Linked DNA regions of Mus musculus: regions 1, 2, 3, 4 and 5 are each linked to region 6. Evidence: chromatin loops called from intact Hi-C (ENCODE). Cell type or tissue: left cerebral cortex. All regions are shown on one strand. Region 1 holds the start of Zfp281 (zinc finger protein 281). Region 2 overlaps Nr5a2 (nuclear receptor subfamily 5, group A, member 2). Region 3 has its middle 9.6 kb from the start of Gm25609. Region 4 has its middle 53 kb from the start of Platr22. Region 5 has its middle 51 kb from the start of Gm34353. Region 6 has its middle 74 kb from the start of Zfp281.

Region 1 (4,000 bases), 73 kb before region 6:
ACCCATACTGTTATGGTTTGATGACCCAGGTTCTGCACTAGCGGCTCCTTTTGCTATGGCTTCACCACACGTGCGCCTGTGCTTCAACAATCTGTCAGTCCTTGAAAAATACTGTTGGCAAGTGTCACACTTGTATGGCTTTTCTCCACTATGTGTCCTCTTGTGTCTCTCCATATGGTACTTCTGAATAAACTTCATGCTGCACTGATCGCACCCAAAGGGTTTCTCTCTGCTGTGAATTTTCTCGTGTCTCTGCAGTAGGTATTTCTGGATGAAACCCATACTACACTGGCTGCACTGGAAAGGCCTTTCGCCCGTGTGGATGAGGACATGTCTCCGCAGGTGGTAGGAGCTCCTGAAAGCAGCACTACAGTGATCACAGATATGAGGTTTCTGACTTGGGGACAGGACGGCACCTTCTCCCTCTCCAACCAAAGGTTTGGAAGATGCACTTGGCTTCCTCTTGGCTTTGATTCCCTGAGATTCTGGCTTTGGCCTCTTTGCCTTTTTGACGTTAGCGTCCTGCTTTGGCTCCTGGTTGCCGTGCTCATCAGTCCTGCTACCGCTGCTCAGTAATACATCGCGGTGGTGCTGGGCCGGTTGCTGCTGGGCATGCTGGTGCAGAAGACTGAGGTCTTGGATGACGCCGTGGCTCCCCCCTTCCCCTCCTCCTAGGCCTGGTGATCGCTCTTCAGCCCCAGCGAACAGCCCCCCATAGTGGTGGTGGTGATGGTGGTGGTGGGACGGCTGCTCCTCGGGATCCGCAGGTTTCTCCTGCTTGATGCTCACCAAGGACTGCAAGAATCCCCAGGAGGTCCTCTGCGAAGGGAAGGCCGCGGCTGACGCCGCCGGCTCCTTCTTGAAAGTCATGTCCGGGGCTGGCGGAGGGGGGGGCTCAGCGGCCGGGGCTGCGGAGGTAGAGGAGGATAACACGCACTGCGGGGGAGGGGCGGCCGTCCCCGCCGGCCGGGTGAAGCTGGTGACCGGGGGAAGCCGGTGGTTGAACATAACCATACTCTGGGGGAAGGTGGGCTCCATCTCTGCTCTCCTGCCGCCGCCGCTGCCGCCGCTGGCGCTGCCGGAGCTGCCGCCGGAGCCGCTACCACCGCTACTGCTGGGACCGCCGCCGCCGCTAAGGAACCCGCTGCCGATTTTCATACCCCGGAGGAGGCCTGGCTGCGGAGAGGAGGGAGAGGAGGGAAGAGGGGGAACGGCGGTAGGGCCGGGCCCCGGGCCGGGACCACCGCAGCGTTTGGGACCCGCCGCGCCGCCGCCCAGCCCGCACCGCGCCCGGCTCCCGTCCGCAGCCCCGCCGCCTCCGGCCCGGCGCGCTCGACCCCGCGGCCTTCTTGGCCGCTCCCGCGCCCGCCCCGGCCCGCCGGCCACACTTACGGGTTCCGCCGCCGCCGCAGCCGCCGTCGCCTCCAGTTAATAAAAATAACGCCGTCCTCTCCACAATGGAATTAAAAGCCTCCCCGCTTCTGCGCAGCCGCGGCGCGGTGTCTGCCGGGAAGTCCTCGACCGGACCAGAGGGGCGCTCGGCGAGCCCCGTGCGCCTGCGCCTCAGTTTCCGCCTGGCTAGCCTGTCAATCAAGCGGGCGGTTGGGCGGAGCTGCTGGGGGCTAGGTGGGAGGGGCGGGGACTTGGAGGCGGACAGCGGAGGGTCTTCCGCAGCGAGGGGACGTGATTGGTGGCCCTGCTGAGGGGCAGACAGTGGCTGAGGGTTTCTAGGGAGAAGGCGCTCCGGAGGTGGAGCCCAAGGGGCGGGAAGTCCGGGGACGCCAGGAGAGCGTGTTGCAGCGTGGCGTGGGAGCTGCAGAGGAAGGGGTTAGGGAAGGTGGAGACACTGAAAACTGAACATTGGCATTTGGTTCACTTTAGTGTTTGCAATCCAAGTATTGAATCAAAATCAAACAGAGAATAGGATTCCTTAAGGTACTTGTGATTCTGCCTGAAAGCTTTAAACTCGTAACGGTATTGATTACAGATAGCTTTTACTCCTTTTCAGAATGGAGACAGCAATAACGCTTGTCTTTGCCTTTATTGAAGGAGCCTTTGAGACTGCCATAGAGGAGGGACCGCTGCAGAAAATTGTCTCAGTGCCAGCCTACCTGAAGGCTACGCAAAGGGAAACCACGTGTAATCCCAGGTGCAGCTGTCCTGTAAAACACGCCCACACACACTTCATCATCAGATGGTATTTAAATGCCACGTACTTTCTCAGTTGTCTGAATTTGCTTATTACGTTGAATACTAACTAGCCTCAAATACTGGCCATCGTTCTTGTTTAAAATCTCTGTTAGGATACATACCCCACTCTCCCAACCCCTCCAGTATAGAATACCTAGAAACTTGAAAAGTTGTTCCTTATTCAGTTGGGGGAAATTAGATAAAATCTTGAAATTAAAAGTTCTATCGACAAAACCAAATAGATATTAATTTAGTGCCTAATAATGTATAAAAGGCATTCACAGCGAGCATGCAAAAATCTAAACCAGCAACTTTCCTAGGTGTATTTATACACCACAGACTTTTTAATAAAAAGACCTGGAGAACAGTTATTTACATAGTGTGTTTTCTTAAAGAAATCACACGTCCATATTCTCATAGTGTTTCTCGAGATGACTTCTTGTAATAACTTCCTTGAGAAATTTTGCAATTAAAGCCATAGCGGTGTATTGTTTACCAACACAGGCCTCTCTGAGCCTGCCCAGAAACCTTAAAACTGTATTTTATGAATAGTTTCATGAGGCATTGTATCTTCCTAGCCCCATGGAACTACAGTTAAATTATTTCCTGAAACTACCAGGTATAGCTAAGCGTTGAACACTGAAAATTCAAAAACTTCAGACAGTAATAAAATATTAGTCAGTGCCAGTGAGAAATGAGGCTGTCCCTGTACTCAGGGTGTCCATGTTTAATGGTAAAGCTGGGCTGCACATAAGCCAGCCCAAGCATGAAGGGCAGTGGGACACTCATATGAAAGCCAACTTTGTTCTACAGTTATCAAGATAAGAAACCTGTCATTTCTCTCATTCACGCTGTCAGCCTTGAGCTACTCCAAGCAGACTTACCTCTAGGTTGTATACCCCATATATCAGGAAGATGAAGAGACCCTGTAAAATAAAACGGAGGGGGAAAGCTGTTAGCGCTAATCATTCCGCCAGTGGAAATGCCCGAAATAAACTTTCCCGGGAACAGACAAAAGAAGACACACTTCATCAACGTCCATTTATTTTCCCGTTTTTCACCATTAGAAGTCGTACCTTGAGCATTTATATGATAACACACCAGCACATCACTTATACTGGTTGTGCTATTCAATTCTTTGGTGATAGAAAATAGAAATAGTATCCTAACTACATGGAATAATAATTAGGAGGTGGCTAGATGATGAAACACTTAATATTTCTAAACTCCGTCTAAACTCCGTTTGGAGCAGCAACTTCAGTATATCTTATCATCTTTGAAGTTATAAAATTAGGAAATAATTGAAAGATTAAACACTACAGGTTACTGACATAGTTCAGTGATACTGTGGTTGCCTACTGTGGATAAAGCTTGAACCCCAGTACCAGTGAAACCAACCAACTCCTTTAAACCCTCAAACGAAAGAGATAAACGTAGGTAATAGGGACTGCGGACATAGCTCAGCAGTTAAGAGCATTTGTTTTTCTTGCATAAGATCAGGGTTTAATTCCCAACACCCACCTAGGGGGATCCTGCAGGCATGAACATGGCACATACATGGATGCGGGCAAAAATTCATATACATAAAGTAAATAAATCCTCAAAAAGATAATAAATGCGAATTGTCTATTTGAAACAGAGTCTCACTATATTCCCAATTCATAATCTTCCTATCTCTGCCTTCCAAGTACTGAAATCACAGGCTAAGCCCCCACACCCAGAAGTATGAATATTTTTAAAAACACTTAATTTTTAAAAAGATTATGTTTGAGACAAGATCTCTCTTTCCCTTAGACCAGGTTGTCCTAGA
Region 2 (4,000 bases), 400 kb before region 6:
GAACATCAATATGCATGAGTTGATAGCCATCAATGGATAGTGTACTTCATATAAAAGTGTAAGCAATGATTTGGAATAATTTTTTATTCATTAAATACTAGACTGGGCAGTTTTTATGTGATCTCCATGCCATTTACATAGAATAAATTCAGCTCTTTTGAGATTCAAATCCACCCCCTTGTGGGTGGACTCTGATAATTACCCAGTTGCACAGCAGACCGTGGGCATGAAGCTTTGCCTGCATCCAGGAGGCTGGGAAGAGTGTTTTTCATCTTGTTGGGATGAGATCTGAAAACTTTAAAGATGAAGCTGGGCTAGTGGCCTAACAGATGGTTCTTTATAACTTAAAAAAAAAAATGCTGTGCCTCGTGGGGGTTGGGTGGGGGGCATGGGGCCACCAAAGGGACTCTAGAAAGAAATCAAGGGTCGGATCTTTCCATCCTAGGTCCAAACACAGGTCTCTCTCACTAAAAATTCGACAGTCATTAAGATAATTTTAGACTCAAGTGTTCTTTCCATAAGTAGGGAGGTGGGTTGGTGAGCAGCCTGGGGAAGCAGAAGTGGCTGTCTTTTACTCCAATTACATGCAAAGGGAGAGAAACCTCAGTGACTTCTTCGCTGTCCGCAAAGTGAGCCATAACCCCTGGGTTCTTCAGGGCGCAGTCATTCAGTTGTACCTCTCTGATGTCTGCCTTCAGGGAGGACCTTGATAGAAGGACCAACCACCCTCCATTTATGATTTTAACATCCTTTTTTTTTTTTCTCGGTGTTTTAAGTAGGCCCTTCACTCCACAGGTCTCCTTCTCCACACTCATGCATGGACCACCTACACCCACACTCTCCAGCCCTTCTTGCCTTTCACCGGCTCTTTGAAATGGCCTCTCGGCTCTCAGATCCCTGGCCGCTTCACTTAAGACACCGGTCGCTCCTCAATAGCTGAGAAACCTAGTAGCATTTATATCCCCCACTAGCCCCTCCCGTCTCAAGCCAGGGTGGGGTGGAGTAGATTAAGGCGGGGTGAAGAGGTTGGGGCAGGCCCCGAGGCCAGAGCTTCCTTATTGGCTAGTGGCTAGTGTCCGACCTGAGTCCGGAACCTGCGTCCCGATTCACTGTCTTCACCTCTTACCTCCCCCCTGCCCCCACCCCTCCAGCTTACCTCCCCTCTCCAGCGTGTCTTCCCCTCTCCTCCTGACTCTGTCACCCTCGGGGCTGGAAGGGTTGCTCTCCACCCTAGAGGAGTGGGAGGTTGGAACTTCAGAACTCCACACTTGTGATATTAGGAGAGAGGGAGCTGAAGGAGAGATAGGAGAAAGGGGCGGAAAGGAGAGGAGAGGACAGTAGAGGAGGGGAGAGAAGTGAGGCGAGCGAAGGAGAGAGAGAGAGACCCCTGCTGATCCTGAGCCAGAGGGCGGGTGCAAGAGGGGAAGGAGTCCGGGAGCCGTTCAGCCGCTGCAGCAGTAGCAGCTGGCGGCTGCCTCTGCTGCCCTCCGGAGCGCGGCGCGCACAGATCGCTGTCCGGGGCAGCAGCGCCTTTGCTGTCGCTGCCTCCGCCCTTGCGGAGCGGAACCCGGGCAGCGGAACGCGGTCTTCTTAGTCTAGCTTGGTAGCCGGGATCTCCCGCGCTCAGCTTAGGGACAGCTTTGAAGCTGCCGGACCGGACAGGGTTCCGAGGTCCTGCCCGGCAGCTCTGGCGAGCGGGTGGGTGAGCGGGCACGCTGATCACCCCTTCTCTCTTTCCGCTGGAGTTGAATCTCTGCTGCCCGTGTCCAGGTGCTGGGCTTCCGGACCGACACCGACGCCCCATTCCCGCCCGCAGCCGCCTTGTCATGCTGCCCAAAGTGGAGACGGAAGCCCCAGGACTGGTCCGATCGCATGGGGAACAGGGGCAGATGCCAGAAAACATGCAAGGTAAGGGGGTGCGTTGCGGTGTGGCGCGGCGCTCTGGTTCCTGGTTTTACACTCTCGGGCTAACCCCGCGGGCTTCAGCCTTCTGCAGCATGGGCACCAGAGCAGCCCAGCTGGCAGTTGTGGTGCGCGGCGGCTTCGGCCTCCTCTTTAGACGCAAGCATAAAAGTTAATGGCACTTGAACTAGGCGGATGGTGCTTTCTCATCAACGTCTAATTGGCCACTTCTAATTAAGTAGAGAGACTGGAAGCGGAGAGTCAACTGGAGCTGGGGGCAGCTGGAAGCTAAGGGCGCCGTGGAACAATCTTTCTTTTGAGAAGTGGAATTCCTCTCTGCTCACCATTTCTAGGTGGTTCGAGCTTTTACTCACATGCTCCCGTGTGGAGGGGAAAAGACTGAGTAGAGAAAAATCACAGGAAGGTGATTGGTGTTGTTAGTGGTGTTCGATTACACCAGCACCCCCAAAAGCCTTGCCAGATCCGGCAGTCTTTTAAGGCAACTCAAAACTGCTGGCATAACTAAACACCAATCACCCCAACTCTATTCCCGTCTAGTATCGTGCCGAATGAGGAGCTGGGGTGCTCAGGGTTAGCTTGTTATCCTTTCGGTCTCAGAGCCGAGAGTGTGGATATTCCATTTGTGTCCCTATTCTTGATTGGTAACATCAGAAAAAGACCAAATCTCATCTCCTGTATTTTTTACACTCTAAACTCTTCAGAACTTTATCTTAGCAACGGGCCAAGGTGAAAAAAATGTTAGGAAAAGTTTTTCTATCTTCACCCCTATCGGAGTTTCTGGATACTGAGGCCAGCCGGCTTGTGATCCCCTTAAAGCTTCCTGCCAGCCGTTTTTGCACGAACTTGAAAGGGTCAGAGAAGTGTTGAGAACAGAGCTCTTGGACTCAATGGTAGGCTGTGCGCTCTGGCCGGGAAACCCAAGATCGCCTTAGGCTCAGGGAAGGGGACAGCAGACGTGCGGGTGGGGTCAGATATCCTGGGTGATCTTGGGGTCTTTCCAAGTCTTTGGGTAGGGTTGTAGAAATTCCCTTGGCCTCAGTCCTTAGACTAACTTTGTGTGTCTGCTACTGAGGAAGCCTTGTTGGCTTGAAGAGATACACCTGGGATTCCTGATAAGTGCCCCAGGCCTGCTTCCTGAGCTCTGGGCTCTGGCCTCTGGCTCCGCTAAGTTTCCTCCCGGCAGAAGGACCAGCTTTTTGCTACTTCCTGCCCCATGCAGGCTTTTAGGGTGGCGGGATCCGGGGCAAAAAAGCGCAGTGGAGCGAAACACGGCGTACTGAGGACTGGAGAGAAATAACCTGGTAACATTTTCTTTGTAAAATTTAGAGGGCCCTTTCTGGCCTCCTGTCCCCCAAGCCAAGACACTAGCTTGCCTTATTGCTGGGGGGCTAGCAGATATGACCCTTCTTTGCACTGGGCTCTAAAGCAGCGTGGGAAAAAGCCTGGCGCGGCTTTGCGGTAGTTTGCAGCAAGGACAGTGCGCGCCTGCCTGCCGGCCGCCGTTGGGTCCCTTACCAGGGACACACTCATACTTTGACGGGTGCTGGAACCCAGAAAGAAAATTCGTTACTGGATTCTCAGGCAGCGCGAAGCATCCAACTTCAAGGGGATTAACGGAGGACCTAGCTTTACAAGACCCAGTTGTTCCCTCACTTTTCCCAGGGGCACAGGGATTTCCAAACCATGGTGGATTTGGTTCTCTGAACTCTTAATTTAGGTGACCCAGGTGCCCTGTGGGTAAACAAACAAACAAAAAAATTCTCAGGGTTCCCAGATGCACCTCTCCCCACTTAGACTCCGAATTTTACCGGAAGATGGGCTTCCGTCTTTCCTTCTATATGGAATCTCTGAGAAGGGCACGGAGAATGTAAGTGATTGCCAATCTGATACTCTTAAATGTGAAGTTAGAGATTACTTTTGGGGGGAGACAGGGAGACAGAAGAGAACACACAACTAGTAAAGTACAGCCCCTCTCAGCCCAGAAACATACCTGGAAACAGAAGTCAGAGTTTTCAGAGTTCCGTAAACTCCCCCAACCCCAAGCTTTTCTTTTCCCAAACCCTCAGGTCCTGATTCT
Region 3 (4,000 bases), 670 kb before region 6:
GAGGGTCATGTATAAGTGACAGTTGGAAGAGTGAACACACATCGACGTGGCTTTCCTCCCTTCCTTACACAGCTGTTGCTGCAGGCTGCCACCAGATGCTCGGTGAGGTGGGGCTTTGGGTTTTGCTCAACCTTTCTTAGCTTTTCAAAGAGGAAATGGAATACGAAGAGAAGTAATTTTCTTCTGAAGAAAACTTCTCTCAGAAAACACACATTTAACCAAACAAACAAAATCTACAACTTGAATGCCAAGGTCTTCTCTAGCAACTGAAACTTAACTGATGAGCTGCAGAGGTCGTGAGCACTTACTGCTCTTGCAAAGGACACAGGTTTACTCCCAGCACCACGTGGTTAACTCACAACCAGGGTTCTAGCGCCCTCTCCTGACCTCCTCAGAACCAGGCAGTCTCCGGGTGTATTTACATACAAGCAGACTCAACACACATACATACAAAATAAAAATCAACGAATCTCTCTTTTAAAAAGTTAACTTTGACAGAGCCAGGAGAAATGGCTCAGTAGTTAAGAGCATTGGCTTCTCTTTCAGGGAACACAGGTTTGATTCTCAGCACCCACATGGTGGCTCACGACTGTCTCTAACTCTAGTTCTAGTGGACCCAGTGCCCTCTTCTGGCCTCCACAGGTACTGCATGCATAGTGCACATACATGGTGTCAAAACAGTCATACCACACATATAAAATAAAAACAAACTATAAATCTTCATTAAAGTTAACTTTGAAAAATGGATATATAAAAATAAACCACTATGCCACATTGTTCAATCATCCATATTTTGAAAATCAGATTTTACATTTCTAAAGACATCCACATTCTAATACCTATATAAGCGTGTATTTCTAAAATATTTTATGCCTAAATTTTTCTGGTCTCTGTGGACAACTATACACACACACACACACACACACACACACACACACACACACACAATTTTGAAAAATAAGTCCTGTTTTGAAACAGAATCTTATGATGTATCCCTAGTTAAATAAAATAAATAAATCTGTTTTTAAAAGTCTTCCTGGCAAAATCAACTCTTTTTTATACCTTTAATAATAACAGATAAAGTTTTACAGCAGGCAAAGGACACAAATAATTTAAAATTTATTCTAATGTTTATTGGTATTTGAGTCTAAGAACAGAACAATATTAACAAGGGATTATAATATTCATATATAGTAGTAATATCAGAATCAAAGCTCCAATTTTTTTACAGTGTGTTTATAAAGATAATGCAAAGTGAACAAATTTTTAAAAACACAATAAAAAAATAATAACGTTGAAATTCTCTTTGGCCATTGTGCTGTATGCTCTCCAATAAACAAGGTAAATCTACAATCACAGGGGTTTTGTTCCAACTCCAAGATACGGTACACTCTTACAAGTCTCTACAAAGGAAATAGTCTTCATTTATAGAAGAGTCCGACATCCCGCCCCCATTTTTCCTTCTAGTGGTATGACTCTGTACTTCAATTTTCCTATATATAGGTAAAGATTGCTGCATCTAAGAAAGCCTATTGGGCAGAAAGGGATTAGATGGGAGAGAAACTGGTCTAAACAGCACCACTGGCTTTTATCCACTAGATGTCAGTCACGCAGTTAGCATCAATTTACATCCTTAATCCCAATGACACAATCAGAAGCATAGGAAGTTCTCCAGACCCTGGGTGAACGCAGTGTGTACCACAAAGAAGCCTGGAACTTCAGTGTTGTCTGGCCTGGTGACTGGAAACCCTGTCCTGCTCTAAAAAAGGGCTAAAGCCATTAAGAAAACACTGGCTTTCCCCAAGTGTCATGGTTAGTTAAGGAAAACTGTGCTGGGGGAATTTGAGGTGACTGCAGTCAGTTCGTGAGAAAGAATATGTTACTGCTTCAGAGAGCAAGGTTCGAACGGCTAAACCTGGGAATACAGAACTGGAGAGCAGCATATGTCTTATAGATGTGGAATATTTCAAAGAGCGCACACAAAAAACAAGTGCTGATTCGATGAAGAATGAATGAGTTTTGGGAAAATTAAGAATCAACAAAGCATCTGGGTTGTTATCACCCAAAATCATGAACGAATTCTGCTCTACAAACGCCTAATGTTCTTTTCTCAGGGAAGAAAAGTGTGTGTGCAATTTATAAGGATGTTCTTAAGGATTCCCACTGAAAGTGTCATGTGAGGTGCGTGTTGCTTATGAGAAGGGAGAAAATGCTATCCACACGTTTGTCAGGTAGATTAGCTCTGTCTGTTCACCCAAGTCCTTAGGTGGATTGACAGTCTTGTTCAATGTGTTAGCTGCCACCATGGCCTGTATATGAACTCCTTGCCACATGACCATTCTCACTGTAATTCTACACAATTACCAAAGTAATGTAGGAGGCAAAATAGGAATAAGGCCCACGAACGCTTTGGGGAAAGTCTTAGTAAAACAAAGAAACCACATTTAAATGTTCTCAAATTTTTCTTCTACCTCCTTTAGTTTTGTGATTTCATAATGTAATATAATATTCCTTCAAATAATGAAAAAAATCTTTTTGCTGACTAACTGGAACATGCTGGCTCTTGAAGAATGTCAGTGTCTACTTTGCATTGCTCACCAACAACCCTGTCCTGTTTCTCCACATGAATGTCCACAATTCTGATGCCCCATGAAAGGCAAGGATGTCTCTCCTCTTTGTGCTGTCTCTGCTCTCATTCTTCAGCCCCCAGCTCAAACTCAACACTCTCCCTCCCTAGACTCCCATTGCACAAGATGAGAGAGAGAGAGAGAGAGAGAGAGAGAGAGAGAGCGAGAGCGAGCGCTTGGAGAATGAATTAGTCCTCCTGCCTAAATTCTGAGGCAGATGAACTCACAGACAAGAGAGTGCTCATATTTACAGTGTGTCTTCGTGTGATGAGAACCACATCTCCCCTTTGGTGAGGTCATTCTACTGTGCTGATGAAGTCCCCAACACTGGATGCCACCACTGGGCATCAGAGAAGCAAACTATCTGCCTGTCACTCATGTTGGGAGGAAGAAGAAATGAACTTGATGTTCTAAGAGGCATCCACGAAAGGTTGCCCTCCATCTGACAAGGCTCAGCTTCTACCCACATCCCCATATCACTAGCAAAGTAAATCCCTCTGCTGGGCACATGACTGCCAGCCCACTCGGTGCTGAAATGAGCCCCTGATGCAGGCAGATGAAGCTTGGTCTCAAAGAACAGAAAGTCTTGTAGGAAATAGGGATGGATGAAAGCCTGTAAGGTTCTAATGGGAAGTGAGTGAGAAGACCGTGTCATCAGAGAGCACATTGCTGCAGACAGCATGATTACTGCTGTGGAGTGAGAGATAGAGCTGGGCAGAGCAAAAGTGTAGATTCTCCAGGCAACCTATTCCAACGTGAGGAAGAATCCCATGCAAACAACAGAGATGGAGTTCCAGAAAGAGAGCCCTGTGCATGGATAGAAGGTGCTGGAGAATCCTTCCACAGAGCTCAGGGGTTCTGACACCCTGAGGAATATATTGCTCACAGAATATACTCAAAGCCACTGTTCTTAACGTTAGCTGTGGTTTTAGTCTCTCAAAGGCCTTGGCAAAGTGTGTTGCTAATTGAAAAATAAAAATAAATAAACAACAGAGTACTGAAAGAAAAGCCAGACTCTCCTACCTCTGGACAGTTGGTGCTGGGCTCCGCAGGGAAAACCTTAAGGAGAAAAATCAGGAAGACCTCAAAGGTGATATTTATAAAGGGCAAAATAGTTAATAGACTGTCAGAGGGAGAAGTTTATTAAGCCAAGCAATTAGCTCTTTATTTCAAAGGCCTGTGGTAAGACGTAATGAAAAAGGAAGAAGAAAAAAAAAAAAAAAAAAACCCACCACACAAGGTAATTGTAGTATCCAGGGAAGGCACAGACTTAATGAGCGTTTGTTAAGTACTTGGTGCCTTTAAAGTGGCTCTCAAGTGTTTTCTTATCAGCTCACAGTAGACAGCAGATACAGGTCTCTCTGTGGTAGTCC
Region 4 (4,000 bases), 200 kb before region 6:
CCCACACATACACGCATGCACACCACACATACTATACACACACCACACACACACATTCATACACATGCACACCACACATACACACCACACATATACACATGCACACCACACATACACACTACATACACATACATAGCACACATACTACACATACATACATACACACATACACAGCACACATATTACACACACACATACACATATATATACCCCACACACAACAAACCATATTCCAGGGCTTCCTGTCTGTAGAGTCCAGGACTCCAGTCTGCAGAGCCCTTCCCACAGTTTCTGTAAACTTAACTCAAGCTAACACATACAATCCCCTCCCACACACACACATCATAGCACACACACAGTGACCCCAGAGTTGTAAGGAAAGACTCCAGAAACCATCATGGTGCAGTTATTGGTAATTAGGCCTGTGCGCCAGGCCATGAGACTGCACAAAGGGGACAGGGATCATAAATTATTGGCACCATTTTCATCCCAGGATCCAAAGTCTAAACAGAGGACTGATCACGTGCAGAAGTTTTAAACTCAGTGAAGTGACTCTGCATGTGTGTGCCATCTCCTTGTGACACACATGGTAAAGCCACAGTAAGCAACACTCACTGCAACCCTGAACCAACAGGACCTGTCTTAGTCAGGGTTTCTATTCCTGCAAGAAGCAAGTTGGGGAGGAAAGGGTTTATTCAGCTTACACTTCCATACTGCTGTTCATCACCAAAGGAAGTCAGGACTGGAACTCAAGCAGGTCAGGAAGCAGGAGCTGATGCAGAGCCATGGAGGGATGTTCTTTACTGGCTTGCTTCCCCTGGCTTGCTCAGCCTGCTCTCTTATAGAACCAAGACTACCAGCCCAGAGATGACACCACTCACAAGGGGCCCTTCCCCCTTGATCACTAATTGAGAAAATGCCTTACAGCTGGATCTCATGGAGGCACTTCCCCAACTGAAGCTCCTTTCTCTGAGATAACTCCAGCTTGTGTCAAGTTGACACAAAACTAGCCAGTATAGGACCCTTCCTCACCAGCATGTGACAGCACATCAGCTATAGAGCTCTGTGGAGGACAAACTAGTGAAGACAGGACAGAGTCCTAGAGGGTAGGCGTGCCAAGAGTTAGGTCGTTTCACTAGTGGCAGAGAACCTGCACCGTAAAGAAGTCTTAGTCACCAAGAAATCACACAACATAAAAATGAATGAGAGGCAGGGTTCAGTGGCAAAGCCCTGGCCTATTACACCCGAGGCCCTGGGTTTATCCCTAAAAGGATTGAATAGGGGAAGTGTCAATGAAGCTTGACTCTAGACAGCATCTGATGGGGCCTTACCGGGAAGCCGGACACCAAAGCCTTCCTAAGAGCCAGTGTTTCCTGGAGTTAGTTCGTGCCCGAGTATCGTTGCAGAGCTTCGTGTGAATGTACACCATCCTCGCAGCTCTCTATCAGGAGACGGGGCTATAACACACTGAACTTGCTGCAGCTCAAACGGCTAAGCAGACGACAGAGAACTGAATCCAGTTCTTTTTTCAATACAAACCTCCTAGGTTTCCCTCCGTTCTCTATGTTGATGGTTCCCACCAAAAAGGAGTACAAGGAGGGGAGGTTTTATTTAGCCTTACAAAGAGCTGGGACTTGCCTCAAAGCCACTAGGGGGCGATAGAAGGGAGAGGGAAAAGGGAACCTGTGGAGCCAGCAGAGCCCAGGGAACCTGCAAAGAGCTGGGAGCCAGGTTCGAAGCGAATGGCAGGCTCAGAAGTATGGCCTTCTCTAAGAACCATCATACAGTTGGGTTTTATGGGTTTCAATTACAATAAAATTCAAGTAGCAGATGACGTGCTCAAAGCAAACAATGCCACGGTATTCAGCACATTCCCAATACTGCAGAGGTACCACCTCTCCTCCGTGTAGTTACAAGACATTTCCATCATTCAGAAAGAAAACCCCATATTCATTAAATGGTCCTTTCGTGTCTCTCCATGCGCTGCCGCTGGTAACCACCAATCTGCACTTGTTATGTGGTCTGGACTGCTCATAATGAGATAATCCACAGTCTGGCTAGTATGTATCTAGCTTCCTATAGGTGTGTTTTCAAGGTCCATATAGCATATATCCATCTTCCATTCCTTCTTATGGCTAAATAAAAGTCCATTGTCTCTCCCTTCACCCACTGATGGACACTGAATTTTTTTTAAACCTTCCTGCAGCGAGTCAGATGGCGTGGTGGTAAAGGTGTTTGCCACCAAACCCGACCACCTGAGTTTAATCCCTGGAACACAAATCGTGGAAGGTTATTGAGCGTTGTCCTCTGACCCATAAAAGTGTTAGGACACTCTCATGAATACACAAACACACAATAAATAAGTGTAAAGATTGCTTTAATGTTCCTAAAGATGCTGAGCATGGTGGTGCATGCTTTTAATTCCAGCATTCTAGAGGCAGAGGCAGGTGGAACTTAATAAGTTCAAGGCTACCCTGTTCTACAGAGTGAGTTCCAGGACAGGCAGGACTAAAAAACAAACAAAAACGAAACAAAACAAAAAAGATTTCTGAAGTCAGATATGGTGGCAGTGCCCATAATCCCAGCATTTGAGAGACAGCAGCAGGAGAATTACAAGTTTGAGATCAGGGGCTGGAGAGATAACTCAGGGGTTAAGAGCACTTAATACTCTTCCAGATGACCCAGGTTTTATTCCTAGCACCCACATGGTAGCTAACAACCATCCATATCTCCAGTTTCAGGGGTTCAGTCGTGTCTTCAGGCCTTCAGGAGTGAACACAGTCTGCTCACATATATACAGACAAAATGCTCATGCACATTTTAAACAAGGAAGAAAATTATTGTGCTAGCCACTTTCATGTCAACTTGACACATTTCAGTTATCAGAGAGAAGGAATCCCAATTGAGACAATGCCCTATAAGATTGGGCTTCGGGGGCTGGTGAGATGGCTCAGTGGGTAAGAGCACCTGACTGCTCTTCCAAAGGTCCAGAGTTCAAATCCCAGCAACCACATGGTGGCTCACAACCATCTGTAACAAGATCTGATGCCCTCTTCTGGAGTGTCTGAAGACAGCTACAGTGTACTTACATATAATAAATAAATAAATCTTAAAAAAAAAAAAAAAAAAAGATTGGGCTTCGGGCAGGCCTATGGTCAATTTCTTAATTATTGGTGGGGGAGGGCCGAGCCCATTGTGGGTGGTGCCATGCCTGGGCTGGTGGTCCCAGGTTCTATAAGAGAGCAGCTTGAGCGAACCATAAGGAACAAGCCAGTAAGCAGCACTTCTCCATGGCCTCTGCAACAGCTCCTGCCTCCAGGTTCCAGCCCTGTTTGAGTTCCTGTTCTTACTTCCTTTGGTGATGGACTATGATGTGGAAGTGTGAGCCAGGTAAACCCTTTCCTCCCCAAGTTGCTTTGGTCATCACAGCAATGATTATCCTAATTACTGACAATTACAAGATAGTTTTTTTATAGATTGATTTATTTATTTTATGTATATGAGTACACTGTAGCTCTCTTCAGACACACCAGAAGAGGGCACCTGATCCCAATACAGACGGTTGTGAGCCACCATGCGGTTGCTGGGAATTGGACTCAGGACCTCTGGAAGAGCAGACAGTGCTCTTAACCGCCGAGCCATCTCTCTAGCCCCCATAAGATCAACCTTGTGAGATCCTGTCTCAAAATAAATAATACATGAGTAAGTTCAGAGACTGGAGCTGCAGCTCCATACCTGGGCAATGTGCTCTAGGCCCTGGGTTCCATCCCCATTATGAGAGAGAGAGCAAGAAAGAGATTTGCTTATAACCCACACTAGAGTTATATACACCTAACCTGAAAATCCATGAAGAATAGGGGCAGGTTCTACAATTAAAACTAGCCAGACAGGGCTGGAGAGTTGACTTGTTGGTTAAGAATACTGACTGCTCTTCTAGAGGTCCTGAGTTCAATTCCCAGCAACCACATGGCTGTTATCTGTAATGGGATCCAGTGCCTTC
Region 5 (4,000 bases), 1.5 Mb before region 6:
GTTAAAACCACAAACAGCACATTCTGATTACTTTAGTGAATCAGAATTTCTCAGGACAGCATAGGTGACTACAGGAAGCTGTCCTGCCAAGAGATCATATCACAGGTACTTGCTCACCTCTTCTATGGTGGAAATTTGAATTCTGGCAAAAGGGGGGACCTTGGAAGGAACTCCTAAGAGTCTTGTCACCTTTCATCCATATGATATCAGTGGTTCCAGTCTTAGGAGGCTTTCATAAGGCTCAGTCCAAAGGCTTTGCTGGACTTTTAGCTTAGCATAAGGCATAAGACTTCAAGAAGGAGTCTTCTGTCCAACCAGGAGAAGCATCCATTTTCAATAATCACTCACTTTGATAGAAGAAAGCTTCTAAGTACGTGAGAACTAAGGGGTGATAAGCAAAGAATGACTTCAATGTAGGATTAAGAAGAGAACCAGTTTGCACATTGGAAAGTTTTCATGTTGAGCTAGCCCATCACACAGTACAGCAGATATTTTAATCCCATCTCAATAGAAAAACATCTAATTTTAAAAATTATATATATTCATAATTCCAACTCAGGTGTGTGTATATATATGCATATATGTACATATACATATATATGGATATATACACATATATGTACGTATATGTACACACACATATACGTACATATACATATATGTACACACACGCGCGTGTGTGTATATATATATATATATACCTGAGTTGGAATTATGAACCCAAAAAGAAGCACTGATGTGTTCATTAAAAATGAAAGTATCATCTCATCTCTGAAAATCCTGTATTAAAGGACACTTAAAGATCACCGGGATCACAGCTGAGGGCTGATAAATGTACCACAGAGACCCTGGGTTTATTTACATACTTGTCTCACAGGTTTCATCAGGGACTATAGAGGATTTTTTTTTAGAGAGAGAGAAGAGGAGTTCTTGGAAGATGGTTAAAAATTTTTAAACAAATCTGACCTCACTAAATTATAAAATCTAAAATGTTGGAGAAAATAAATCTCTGAATTTCCCTAGGAAATGAGTCGTTACTGAGCTGGAGGCAAGATTCCAATCTCAGCTTAGGTGGAGGCAGAACAATTATCTGGGACATAATGACAAATGTTGGCTATTCTATCACATTCTGAGAATAAGTTTTTTTTTAATGAAACATAAAGTTGCATAAATGTTTATGCATAAGTATTCTAGACAGCAAGTAGACAACGTCAGCCCTGTTAGCATGTGATCATAGATATAAGATGAGCACATTGCATAATTATTTTAAACTTTTCCTACTGTACATGGGTTACCTGTAAACAAAACAAAGTATTATGCTTATTCAGTTTTTAAATTTGGATTTGAGTCTTGTTATTTAAATAGATGTTAACATACTTTAAAACACATTTTTAATTTCAAGATGAAATTATCACTTCAAATAATTTTCAAATGAATTCTATGGAAGGAGCTTTTCAAGTCCACAATAAGTACAATAAGATTGGACTTTTTGTCAAGAACACTTTGGAAATATATATTTCCTGCTGACTGAAGGCTGAATGAATATGTTAGAAATAATATTTGATTCTACTGGTCTATGCTTCTAGCTTAATTTCAAAGGACACGGAATAGTACGAATATACTCAGAGATAATCATGTAATGAAACTTTTTTTTTTTTTTTGCGCAGATATATTTGCTGTTCCTCGCCCCATGTAGAAAGCATAATGACCACCAGGGTGCGCTAAAACCTTTGCAATAGTTTCCTTCTGCTGGTGGGTGGGGCTTCTAAGTATTCCTTTGTATGGTGCTTTTTACGGGTGTGCATGCATATTGTGTCACTGATATTGCTGACAGGAATGGCACTCTAAAATAAACTAAGATTATTCCTGTGGGATGAAACACTTTAGCTTGAATTTTGTACAGTCTTCCCAAACAGGACCAGCATGGCATTTCCAATTATGTCTCATGGGAACCTACTGCTGGATCACTCTCTGACATGAGGCACCCAAGAGTGAGCGACACTTATGGCCAGTGTTTCCTCACATAGCTCTCCTATCTGTCATTACATACAATACTAGCCTCCCTGCAAAGTGTGTGTGTGTGTGTGTGTGTGTGTGTAAATGTGTTCAAGTGTGTGTATGTGTGCAAGAGTTCTGAGTGCTTCTGTGTATGTGAGTACAAACGTGTGGGTAAGTGTATGTGACTAGAAGTGTGTAAGTTTATGTGTGAGTGTGCCTGCAAGAGTGTGCATGTGTGTGAGTGTGTGTGTCAACACAGGTGTGCGTAAGAATGTCGGTGAGTGTGTTTGCAAATGTGTTCATGACAGTGTGTGTGATTCCCACACTAGATCGTCTTCTCTGACACAAATTTTGCAATGTTATATATATCAACCTCATTTATTTGTCAGTCTCAGGATTACATCAAGAGCAGTCTCTTGTCATGTGCCTCTTGACACTTTAAAACTTTATCAAGCCTTCCTTGCCAAAACCTTTAGGAACCTATGGAATGGCAGGTGGAGCACAGGGAAGACTATGGAGAGTCCTCTCTGGGTGGTTTTAGAAGCAGGAGAGTGACTTGGGTCAAAGTACAATAGTAAATAAGAATCGAGGGCAAGGCAGGCTTTGGAGAAGCGAGTGTTCATAAGTCTCTTTGTGTGCCACAATTTCCAATATGGTGTGACTTCTGGGGGGGAGGGGGGAGTGTCCCCATAACTGCTTCCAGGGGAGAACCCAGTTCTGTCTCATGCTGTGTTAGGGTTGTTTATTGTCTCTCTGGAGCCCCCAGTTTAACTCTGTTGGGCTGATGACCAACAGAAGTTCTGCCTCAACAGGCTGGCCGACAAGTCCTTTCAGAACTATCCAAGCATTAGACTTTTTTCCAGCTCAAATATCTCCACAGTTTAGAAAATAACAAAAAATGAGTGAAAATGAGGTGAGAAAATATTAATTGGTGACAGCTCCAGAATAGTGTTGAGGACATACCACACTGAAAACAACGCTCGTGTTTGCTCCGTTAACTCAGCCCTGCAGAACACTCTGGCACCCTGTTCATTTGCACTGCGATCCCGGTCTTCTGTGACCTTGCTGCTGCCTCTCCACTTTGGGGGTTGATCTTCTATGTGCCTCTGTTTCTTTGCCCTTATGTAAGAGGGAGGGCAGCGGTAGCATCTCCTCAAGGAACCTGCTTGATTTTGCTACTCTGTGCTTTGCAGTCTCCCTTTAATATGTGTGAGGCTCATTTTCTCGATGAAACACTTGCCTGGAGATTCTAGTTAACCTTGGCTTTTTGTTCACGTGAATTTCTCTTACCTTGTGACTCTGCGCCTCTAAGGGTAATTATCCCATGAGATCTCAAACTATTCCTTAAGGTGAAGCTTTCCAGCAAGGGGAGATGGGCACCTCTGTGTTTCTAGGCTTTGATTTCCACAGACTCCGCAGAGTTCTTAAGCCATAGGATCCTTCAGGCTGGCAATGCAAATTGGAAGCCTCAGGCAAGACTCAGGTCTTCAGTTTGCCCTTGACTCCAGAAGACATTTGAGCTATTTTTATTTACTTCGTGCTCACAAAATGAACACGTTTGAGGAAAGCTGACTTACAAGGGAATAAGACCTCTTTGCCACTTTGGTCAAGTGTTTGTGGTCTGTAGGCATCCTAACAGGATCAATCCAGTCTGTCCTTGTGACCTGTATTGACTTAAGACTCACTACTGCTTGCCCTTGGCCTCTGAGTTATAGATCACAGAACCACACAGGCTGTATCACAGAGCCTCTTGTCTTCATTAGCTATACTGAGGATTCACACTATCATCCTTGGGCCAGAGGAGGGATGCACCCCAGAAAGGTGGACTTGTCTCAGAGATCTGATAGTTCCCCAATTTCATTATTAGCCTTGTCTCTCTCCACACAGCTTCAGGATAATGATACAAAAGTAGCCTGGGTTTTCACATAAGGACTTGCATTTTTCAGAGTGGTCCTGTCCTGGGTGCTGGAGACCCTGAATCAGCTGTAAGGAATTTAGTTTT
Region 6 (4,000 bases):
CCAAAATGACGCTGGAAATTGCCCAGCTGACCCTCACCTCTTTGATGGGCTTCACTTTCGGAAGCTTGCCCAATCCTATAGGTTGGACCAAGAGCCCATCTCTATAGTGACATTAATGTTCCTCCCCAGTCCCACGAGGGAATTTTCCAATTACACACACAAAAATAAAACCCACAAACCTGACAGCGGGCAGAGGAGGATCCAGAACTATTGCTGATACCAAGAGCTGCTTCTTATTAAAGGTTGAGATTTAGTGCAAAAGTTAGAAGTGGGGACTTGCTGGAGAAGGTAGGTGCTGGGCGTACCAAGCTCGCTTCTGCAGAGACAAAGATGGGGATCGGGCCTCTGGGGGTGGCAGAGAGCAGATGCACCATCCATCACCACCCACACCTGCCTGTCCTCCTTCCCAGGCCTAACCTTCAAGGCCAATCTCTCCTCTGCGTGCTGGGAAGCAGAGTTTTTATTTCACCTGCTTGAAGGCTTGCGGTGACCATCTCTCTGCCACTGTGTGCTGAATCCCCTAGGAACAGCAGCTATTTCAGGATAGGAGCTCTGCCCCCTCACCGATCTTGATTTCAAATGTAAATTTTCTGAGTTGTTTTAATTGCTTTTTAAAATAGTAAAAATATGATAAAATAACTTCTCATCTTGACTTCCTACAAATACAAGAACAAATCAGAGGGAAGTAGAACATGTCTATTTTCATCTTTATCTTTATTTTATACTGTGATCACTCTGATTCTTTGTCTGACAAACTGGTCTCGAGCGCCTACTTGCTCAGTCAGACCCTGTTGAAAATGGTGAACAAAACATTTATCGCCACCACCGTGCTAATTCGGTTCAGTCTAGGCCCCCATGGTAATCAGCTAACCAGGGAAACGTGATATGCTATATCCACGGAGTTCAGAAGACACCCTGAAGTTACACTGTCCCTACAGCTGGCTTATGACAAATGTTTTCAAAGCAAATTTTAAAACTTGACTTCAAGTTGGGTGGAGTTCACTTTTAATCTCAGCACTGGGGGGGGCAGAGGCAGAGGCAGAGGCAGAGGCAGAGGCAGAGGCAGAGGCAGAGGCAGAGGCAGAGGCAGAGGCAGAGGCAGAGGCAGAGGCAGAGGCAGAGGCAGAGGCAGAGGCAGAGGCAGAGGCAGAGGCAGAGGCAGAGGCAGAGGCAGAGGCAGAGGCAGAGGCAGGTGGATCTCTGAATTTGAGGCCAGCCAGATCTACAGAGTTCCAGAACAGCCAGGAGTATACAGAGAAACCTTGTCTCCAAAAAAACAAAAACAAAAACAAAAAACAAAAACAACAACAACACCCCAAAACACTAAACAAACAAACAAAACAACAACAACAACAACAAAGCATGACTTCAGGGTGAACTTATAGATGGCATGGGAACATCCCTTTGTAATCCCAGCATGAAGGGGGCTGGAAGTCTAAAACCAGTGAGCTTAAGGCTGGGTGAGACATAACAAATTCAAGGCCTTTGAGACCCTGTTTAAGAGCTTTTGACACCTGGAGGGTCATGGGAAATACTAAATGAATGAACAAACCTGCCTTAAAATCCTAAATCTATTGTTTACGCTTGGACTTTGTGCAAAGGACTTCAGCTCTTCTTCGCCTCTATTCTCCTCACCTACAAGCTAAGGATCAAAACCAGAAGGCTGAGCCAGGCTGGGTGAGGACCACCCAAGTCCATCTGAGCCACACCTGACCCACACCGGTATCTCAGAGCCTGGCAGCCTCTGTGACTTCTTAGTTCTGGCCAGTTTCCCTTGAGGGAACATTATCACCCACATGCATGAGAGAGAGAGAGAGAGAGAGAGAGAGAGAGAGAGAGAGAGAGAGAAACATTCCTCTATTCCCTGGGATAGCTGTCAGAGACAAGCATTAGCTTTCAGCGTCTCTGAATGCATGTCTTGTCGAGTCTCCCCACCAACACACACAGGGAAAGGGAGAGCCATCAGCTGCTTCGACACCAACGTGTGCAGGCAAGCAGTGTAGACACTCCGGGCTCAGAAAGCATAACTAGTGTGTTGGCCTTCAGGTAGTAAAAAATGGAAACCATTTTAAGAATGTTTAGGGATATTTCCTCTCGACATTATTCAGAACAGAAAGAATATGTTTCATAATGCTCCTTCCATTTTCCTGTGGATCTACACTTAGGAGTTGAAAGTCCATTAGAAAGGCAGAGTGGGCCGCCATCTGCCTATGAGACAGTGCCATCTAGTGTCCGATGTGAGCATCGCAGAGGATCGGAACATTTCCTTTCTCACAAGCAGGTTTCATTTAGCAGCGACCTGGGGCCTTCCTTTCAACAGCTGACTATACCCGCGGCCTCTTCCAGACCCACAGATGAGTGGTCCTCTTCCCCACGTATGAAACATACAAGCGGATCATGACAAAACTATAAAATATTTTGACTGATACGTTAGTATTACTATATTAATATTAGAATGAGTGATAGGCAAAGAAAATCCAGCCATTTAATTGGTTAACAATAGAAGTGATTTGAGAAGAAAGCACACGGTGTGTGATGTCAGTGTTTCGCAGTAACAACAAGTAATACTGAAGACATACTATGTCTTCTTAAATGGTAAAATTATATGTAAAAATGTATGGTTTATTTTCAATATGTTTGCTTCATCTATTTTATATCCCAGGATAGTGAAGGTTGCATAAAAATGTTTCTGTTGAGAAGGGGGGAGGGTGTCCCTTTTCTCATCTGTCATGAGAGAACTACAGGAACCTAAGGGGAGGTGGACTCTTTGGGGGAGCACAGTGGGTCCCCACATGGCCACTCGAGGCAGAGTCGCCCTGCATTGATCCACCCTTGGCTGCGACACACAGGAGAAATGGGAGCTTACTGTATTGAGTCACTTGATGCAAAGGTCATCTGTGGCAGCAGTCTGCCCGCTCAGTCTAATAACCCTCAAAAGTAGTCTTTTTGAGATAATAAATATTACTTTCTCTGTAAAGAAAAGCGCCATATAGTGGAATAAAGAGTGCTAGACTCACTTTTACGATTGGCTCATGCTGTATTAGACAATATTTATTTACATTTATTTATGGGGTAGGGGGGAGGCACACACACCACAGTTCACTGTTGAAGGTCAGAAGACAGACAACTTTTGGAAGTTGGTTCTCTCCTTCCACTCCGAGGGTCTTGGGGGTGGAGCTCAGGCTGTGAGGCTTGAGAGCAAGTGCCTTTACCAGCTGAGGTATTTTAGCAGCCCACGTTGGGCACTCTTTATAAAGCAAGAAGAGGAGGTTTTGGGGTTTGTTTGCTTGTTTGTTTAGGTTCCCCACAGATGCCTATAAGAGCATGTTCCATGAAATAATGTTTATTCTCCAAAATCCATTTTTTTAAAATTAGGTATTTTCTTCATTTACATTTCCAATGCTATCCCAGAAGTCCCCCATTACCCCCCCCCACTCCCCTACCCACCCCCTCCCACTTCTTGGCCCTGGCCACTTCCCCTGTACTGAGGCATATAAAGTTTGCAAGACCAATGGGCCTCTCTTTCCACTGATGGCCTACTAGGTCATCTTCTGATACATATGCAGCTAGAGTCAAGAGCTCCAGGGGTTACTGATGGACCATCTAGAGACTGCCATACCCGGAGATCCATCCCATAATCAGCCTCCAAATGCTGACACCATTGCATACACTAGCACGATTTTGCTGAAAGGACCCTGATATAGCTGTCTCTTGTGAGGCTATGCAGGGGCCTAGCAAACACAGAAGTGGATGCTTATAGTCAGCTGTAATGGATGGAACACAGGGACCCCAATGGAGGAGCTAGAGAAAGTACCCAAGGAGCTAAAGGGATCTGCAACCCAAAAATCCATTTTTAAGATCCCTGACATCTGATCCTGTCTCAGCTGAGTGACACACCCACATGGGGAGGGGGCGCAGAAGGAAGGTGGCCGAGCCTAGGCCCTTTCGAGCTTCATACTCCTGACACAGAGAGCAGGCAAGGTTACTAAGGAAACCCATC

What was found. A loop is a pair of places that touch in the nucleus more often than their neighbours do. Peaks named below come from ENCODE experiments on the same cell type or tissue, not always from the same donor. Only the 100,000 strongest peaks of a DNase experiment are listed, where the experiment ranks them.
Region 1: it touches region 6 in a loop (3-fold over the local background); 7 of 42 quality-filtered maps call a loop at or near these places.
Region 2: it touches region 6 in a loop (2.3-fold over the local background); 4 of 42 quality-filtered maps call a loop at or near these places.
Region 3: it touches region 6 in a loop (9-fold over the local background); 19 of 42 quality-filtered maps call a loop at or near these places.
Region 4: it touches region 6 in a loop (6-fold over the local background); 42 of 42 quality-filtered maps call a loop at or near these places.
Region 5: it touches region 6 in a loop (8-fold over the local background); 13 of 42 quality-filtered maps call a loop at or near these places.

What each region holds. Positions count from the first base shown.
Region 1 is chr1:136,622,444-136,626,443 of GRCm38, reverse strand. Zfp281 (zinc finger protein 281) reads right to left here and starts at 1,543. Exons shown (of 2, transcript NM_177643.4): 1 at 1,393-1,543; 2 at 1-1,172. The coding sequence starts at 1,158. In left cerebral cortex, CTCF peaks have their summits at 737 and 1,529; DNase peaks (open chromatin) are centred at 288, 850, 1,627 and 2,129; H3K4me3 peaks cover 2,318 bases; H3K27ac peaks cover 2,412 bases.
Region 2 is chr1:136,946,630-136,950,629 of GRCm38, reverse strand. It overlaps Nr5a2 (nuclear receptor subfamily 5, group A, member 2), which reads left to right. Exons shown (of 9, transcript NM_030676.3): 3 at 1,771-1,908. Among named protein-coding and RNA genes, the nearest start is that of Nr5a2, 12 kb to the left of the region's middle. In left cerebral cortex, no CTCF peak of the experiment used is centred here; DNase peaks (open chromatin) are centred at 2,532, 3,031, 3,637, 3,981 and 2 more places; H3K4me3 peaks cover 756 bases.
Region 3 is chr1:137,223,293-137,227,292 of GRCm38, reverse strand. No RefSeq gene overlaps it. Among named protein-coding and RNA genes, the nearest start is that of Gm25609, 9.6 kb to the right of the region's middle. In left cerebral cortex, CTCF peaks have their summits at 639 (motif pointing left) and 1,587 (motif pointing right); a DNase peak (open chromatin) is centred at 1,595.
Region 4 is chr1:136,747,013-136,751,012 of GRCm38, reverse strand. No RefSeq gene overlaps it. Among named protein-coding and RNA genes, the nearest start is that of Platr22, 53 kb to the right of the region's middle. In left cerebral cortex, a CTCF peak has its summit at 1,644 (motif pointing right); a DNase peak (open chromatin) is centred at 1,676.
Region 5 is chr1:138,042,471-138,046,470 of GRCm38, reverse strand. No RefSeq gene overlaps it. Among named protein-coding and RNA genes, the nearest start is that of Gm34353, 51 kb to the right of the region's middle. In left cerebral cortex, a CTCF peak has its summit at 1,701 (motif pointing right); a DNase peak (open chromatin) is centred at 1,737.
Region 6 is chr1:136,549,313-136,553,312 of GRCm38, reverse strand. It overlaps a transcript of Kif14 not described here. Among named protein-coding and RNA genes, the nearest start is that of Zfp281, 74 kb to the left of the region's middle. In left cerebral cortex, CTCF peaks have their summits at 331 and 2,228 (motif pointing left); DNase peaks (open chromatin) are centred at 787, 1,653, 2,218, 2,824 and 1 more place; H3K4me3 peaks cover 199 bases; H3K27ac peaks cover 526 bases.